Regions from separate parts of the Homo sapiens genome. Here region 1 is linked to region 2. A link is a loop called in an ENCODE intact Hi-C map of the cell type or tissue named here. Cell type or tissue: right lobe of liver. All regions are shown on one strand. Links, peaks and the distances in the headings refer to the core of each region. The heading gives the core; the rest is flanking DNA.

Region 1 (2,912 bases), core at 198-2,697, 120 kb after region 2:
GATTCATTTGATGTTTAAATGAGATGTGTGTGAGAAGTAGGCACTGCATGAGGCTTGGGCCAGGAGGAGACAGCAGTAAACCAGACCTACAATGTCCATGCTGCCACAGAGACAGGACCAGCTTCACCGGCATGCGACCTGCATAGTCACACAGGACTCTGCAGTTAGAAAGGGCAATGCCTGGTTTAATGTTCTGCTTTGGCCATCTTGAATGTCTTAATACTTTTTAAACAAAATTTTATTTTATTTCCATTTTGCACTGGGCCCTGCACATTATGTAAGTGGTGGTGTTAGGAGTTAAGAGGTCATAAATCCAAATTAACAGTGCCCAGCAGATGAATATATCTACAAGGGAATCAGAGCAAATCTTGGAAACATGGGGGTTTAACCATGGTGGAGGTGGGGAGTAGCTGACCCAATCTAAAGCTTTAGTCCTTGCCTTCCTAAGGGAATAACATTTTGGCAGTAGCCTGAAAGGCAAGTAGAAATGGGTAAAGAGGTGGAAATGAAGTTTCTTAACTATAAAATGGAAACAGCGATCTCCTGACCCCACAGGACCAGCCATGACAAAATTTTACTCAATTCATTCCATTCATTCATTCCAGCAACATACAGCACCCACTCTGCTGCAAGTGCTGACCAGGCACCCCATACATCCCTGTCCTGTGAAACGTGTGTTCTAGCAGATAATTATTTATCTATTCCTGGGATTTGTGCAGGAAAGAGGTGTACAGGGTGCTAACGGAGCACGTGATGGGGGCTGGACTGGGTTGGGGGCACAGTTCTCAGCCCCGCCCAGGGCTGGGCACAGAGGAGGCTCTAGGAGATTGCAGGCTGGCAGAGCCTGGCTCTGCAGAGCAGTCAGCTGTGGACACAGGCCCAGGAGGGAGCTATGGGCCCTGCTGATTTGAGGAGGCACCATGCCAGCAGCAGCCTGGCTGTGTCCTGGTCCCAGAGGCAGTGAGTAGACCTTAGGAGGAGCTGGCCCAGGGCAGGAGAGGGTAAAAGAGAAATAAAAAGTTTAATTAAAGAGAGGCAGCTTTTGGAGGGAGGGAATAAAGCAGGCTAGCCTTACTGACTAGCTGCTGTGTCCCTGCTACTTCATCGCATCTGTCAGATCACCTTCATGGCCCTCTACAGCATGTGCCTCTATGTTACAGTACAGGAAACTAAGTCTCAGACAGGCTAAGCAACCTCCCAAGTTCATGTATGATGTTGGAACCAGTATCTAGTCTTCTGATTCCCAGAGTAAATTCTGCTGCTTCTACCCATGTCCCCTCTGAACAAAAATCTGCCCAGGTATTTGACGAGCCGCCAGAGAAATTTCTTTCCAGCCCAGAACCAGCAATACTTACATCTCTCCTGAGCAGTGGGTTTGCTTTTCCTTGAGAAACACCATGGGTCTCACAGTTGATCTTTTTTCCCTCTTCCCATTGGCCACTAGGAGGCCCAGCATCAACTCTTGGCCCATCTCAACACAGCTTTTATGTCATCATGTCACTTCTAGTTCAATCTGGACTCATCTACCTTGCTTTTATTTTCTGCCTTTTGTTTTTGTTTTCTGTTTGGGGGGTCTTTTTAAACTAATTTTTAATGTGCTTTGGCTCACTCTATTATACAGTTTCATTAAGCCATCTCCAACCTCTTCTGCATTCTCTACATGCCTGCTTTGCCCCTCCTTCTCTGCAGAGAGCCTTTCTGTGGCTCCTTATGCACAAGGCCTGGGTGAGGCTTCCTGGCTTCCTGTTCTCACCCTTTCCCATTCAAGCTCCCACCACACTCTGACCAGTACCCAGAATTCAAACACCAATTTCCAAGGAAAGATGAGGCTTTTGGCCCAACTTGCTCCAAACAACTGTGGCCATGGGCTGGGTCACACAGCAGAAATATGGCAGCAGCATTCCATCCCTGCAGGGTGATAACCAGGCTCCTTACCCTGGCTCTCAAGGTCCCTTAGGACCTGTGTGCAGCCTCTGCTTCCCAGTTCCAGTTATCCAGCACCTCACTCCCCAGCCACATGGGGCCTACTTGCTGTTCTGGAAACTCCCTCCATTGCCACCTGTGAGCTTTCACCCAGGCTAATTCCTCCACTGAGAGCCCTGTCCCCCAGCTCCATCTGTCTAAGTTGATGACAAACCCAAAGGCTGCCTCCTCTCCTAAGCCTGCTCCATCCTCCCCACCAGCTCTTATCCTCCTCTTGGCTCCCACTCCATGTCCTTTATCCACCTTCCTGACCCTGCACCCTGAGTTTCCATAAGGCTCAAACATCCCTCACAAGATGCCAGACTCCAGGAAGACAGAGACTCTGGAGCCATCACCACATGCCTTGTGGTGAGACAGATCTCAGTTCAAATCCTAGCTCAGCCACTTAGCAGGAGGACTTGGCAAACCTCCCAGGCTCTGGAAGCCCCCACTCACAGTCACATGGAGTTATGGTTGGGTTGTACGAGAATCAGCAAAGTCAGGAGTGCAGAAGGGCTGAGCGTGGAGCAGGCGCCGAGTGTTTGATGAGTGAATGAGTGGATTTGTGCCAGAAGCTGAGCGTGTTCTTAGTAACTTACATATACACTTCACTCTCAAACTCTTGGGCAGTGGCCCATATACCTGTCCATGACCTTCTTGGATCCCAGGGACACCAGGAAGGGCATGGTGAGCACACACCCTGGAGAGAGGGATAGGCCTCAACAGACCTTGGGCTCAGGCCTGGCCCATCCTCAATCTCACCCTCAGAGGAACCCACACTTGTCCCTGCTTTTAGGGGAGCATGTCTTAGCCCCCTTGTCCCCTTCAAGCTTCTCACCATCTCCTGTCCCATGGAACTCCCCTAGGATGGGAAGGATGTTAGGAGGGGAAGGTAGAGAGCGGGCTGTATTTGCTGATGAGCACCCCCTCTGTGCCAGGCACTGTGTTTA
Region 2 (2,912 bases), core at 250-2,749:
GCTGGGCCTCACCTCCTGAGTATCCGATTTAGCAGATCATGGGTGGGGCTCAAGCATGTGTATTCTAACAAGCTCCCAGTGGATGCTGATGCCCCTGAGAACCACTGGCCCATAGAACCCAGCATATTTTGACTCCTGTTGGCCTCTTCAGCCTCACTCTTTCCTAACCTAACTCTCATTCACATATACCAAGCCACAAAGACCCTCACTGGGATCCATAAACTCACCTGACTGTTTCTTGCTTTCAGGACCTTAGTGCTCAGGAGGGCCCTCTATGTGTCCCACTAGTCCCCAGTCCTGAAAACCTTCTCATTCTCCAGGGTTCTGGCTGATGCCATCTCCTAAAACAGCCCTTCCCTCTCCTCACCCACGAAGGATAACCTCACCCTGGTACCTTTATTCACTGCTTCCCTTCTGTTTGCTTCTTAGCAAGCCTCAATGTGCAATGGGAATTATAACTCTTTATTTATTGGGGTATCTCTTTGTATATTTGTGAGAGCTTTCTCCTGCCACTTTAGACTATAGGTTCCTTCCAACCAGATTCTGTCTTAATCACCACGGTAATCCCAGCACCCCACTCCATGACTGTCAAATGGTGGGTGCTCAGAAAATGTATGTTAAATTGGTACATTGCCTTAATTCATTCTCGTTACAACCCTGGGAGAAAGGAATTGTTAAGCCCATTTTACAGATGAGGAAACAGTTTCAAAGAGGGAAGTCCCATGCTCAAGGTCAAACAGTCAGGCATTGAACCTAGGTCTGTGGACTCCAAAGGTCTTAACCCACTCTGTGTCCATTGGGGGACAAACAAAGGAGCAGGGCTATTGAGGAAAAATGGTATGGATGAGATACTGGAGAACAGAAATGAGGCAAGCAAGCAGCAAGGAGGCAGGCAGAAAGGTCAGCTGGCATAAGGACTTGGGCACCCTCCAGACACCCCAGTGCCCTGAGGGGACAAAGAAACAAATGAGGGTGTTCACCCAGCTCCACATGGAGTCCAGGCAGCTGCTGCCTGAAGCACTGTGGGGTTGCCGCAATTCCACCTTTAGGTGTGAAGGCTTTTGCTTTTCCACCCCCATCCCCTCCATCAGACTTTCCTCTTCTGGTGTCTCATTGGTCTGGACAGTAGGTGGAGCAGACCATGGACATTGGGAAGGGGCAGGGTTCAGGGCAAAGGCAGGGCATAAATGGGGGAAAGGAGAAGAGCTGAACCAGACTGGGAACAGGGACACAAGAGGACACCACTGCCAGCTACATCTGCTTCCAAGAGCTGAGATTCCACAGCCAAAGGTCTTAAACTCCATGATATGAATTTCCCTTCCTGTTGTGCAATGACCACCCTGGCATTGCACCAGAGGGCTGCGGTCCAGGGGTCAGGCCCCTTTAGGACTGTACCCTGGCCTCATGCTCATGGCCATGTGTTCTCTGGGCAGCAGTGCTGAGCCTGGAAGGAGGGAACCTCCTACTGGAGACACCTGTAGGGCACTAAGGAGAAAGGGAGAGAAGGAGGTATGGCCTCAGCTTCTGCCTCCACAGCCCAAGCGTCAGCCCGCAAAGAAGCAGGAATGGGGTACAAGGCTGTGAGCTTCAGGGCAAAGAAGGCCTCCCACAGGGTGCTGCTCAGAGACAGAGGTGGACATCTGCAGAAGATATGCACAAATAATCGCCCAGCACCTCAGAAGGTAGATACTCCCAGGAGGCAATGCGCCTCTCCCCAAAAGTGGCATAGAAACCTCTTTCTCCTTCTATATCCCAACTCAAAAGCTCACTAACAAGGGCTAAGGGCCTCTAGCTTAAAGGCAAAGAGGACATTTGAAAAGACTTTGCTCCTCGTGTGTGTGTGTGTGTGTGTGTGTGTGTGTGTGTGTGTGTACATGTCAAGGTGTACCTGTGTGTTTGTGCATATTCAAAAAAATGGGAGGAGGAAGAAGTAGAGGGTGGATGACAGAAAAAAAGTGTGTAACCCAGTTAATGTAGGTCTAGAATCCAACAGTGGTCAGTAAGGGGAAAAGACCAGTCCAAATCATTAATCAATCCACCAATAGTTATTTAACTTTATTACACGCCAAGCACTACTTTGAACACTTGGGACACAAGAGAAAATGGCACAAACATTAAGCCCTGATTTCATGAAGCTTATGATGTAGTGAGAAATACAGCCAATACATTTATATACTGTTGAGTATAATAAGACAGATAAAAATAAGGGATGGAGCACTGTGGGAATAAACACCAGAGGACTCTAGGAAGGGAGGCCTCCCAGAGGAAGCAATATTTAAGAGAACAACTGAAGGGTGCGTAGAAATTAGCTAGGTAAAGTGGCAGGAATGCAGGACAGAAGGGCCAAAGTCTTTCTGATGTAGAGCAAAGAGCAAGACAGAACATGAGACAGACTGAGATAGAGCCAAGACAAATTAGAAAGAATCTCAAAGAAATAAAAGTAGTAATAATTACTTTAAAGCACACACTCAAACTAGTTTAACAAAATGTTGTTTTAATTATATCTACCTTAATGAACAGATAAAAACAGTTTGTAATTAGTTCTGTAATTGGTTATGTGAAAAGAGATGCATCTTCAAGTTCTAAAGCATATGTCCCGTAGACAATTTATGAGAAAAAAAAGATGCTTCTTCAAGTACTAAAGTATGTTGCCCTAAAGAGCTGTCACATTCCAGTGTCTTGTAGACATATTTTTTTCATGGGTTCTGCAAAAGTAGACTGTATCTTAGTCATGCCTGGATCAGAAACAAAAAGAATTAAAAAGAGCTTTTACTCTAGATGTAAGTGACTCTACATAGAGCTGAACAGACTGACAGATCTGGGTTCAAATCCCACTTCTGTCACTCACAAGTTCTGTGACCTTGGGCAATTTCCTGAACCTCTCTAAGGCTCGATCTTTAAAATGGGGATGA

Evidence for each region. Peaks named below come from ENCODE experiments on the same cell type or tissue, not always from the same donor. Only the 100,000 strongest peaks of a DNase experiment are listed, where the experiment ranks them.
Region 1: it touches region 2 in a loop (4-fold over the local background); 2 of 110 quality-filtered maps call a loop at or near these places.

Annotation. Positions count from the first base shown.
Region 1 is chr20:40,669,013-40,671,924 of GRCh38, forward strand. No RefSeq gene overlaps it. Among named protein-coding and RNA genes, the nearest start is that of MAFB, 19 kb to the right of the region's middle. In right lobe of liver, for the core only: a CTCF peak has its summit at 1,415 (motif pointing right); a DNase peak (open chromatin) is centred at 909; H3K27ac peaks cover 1,059 bases.
Region 2 is chr20:40,550,053-40,552,964 of GRCh38, forward strand. No RefSeq gene overlaps it. Among named protein-coding and RNA genes, the nearest start is that of MAFB, 140 kb to the right of the region's middle. In right lobe of liver, for the core only: no CTCF peak of the experiment used is centred there; a DNase peak (open chromatin) is centred at 1,259; H3K4me3 peaks cover 230 bases; H3K27ac peaks cover 1,863 bases.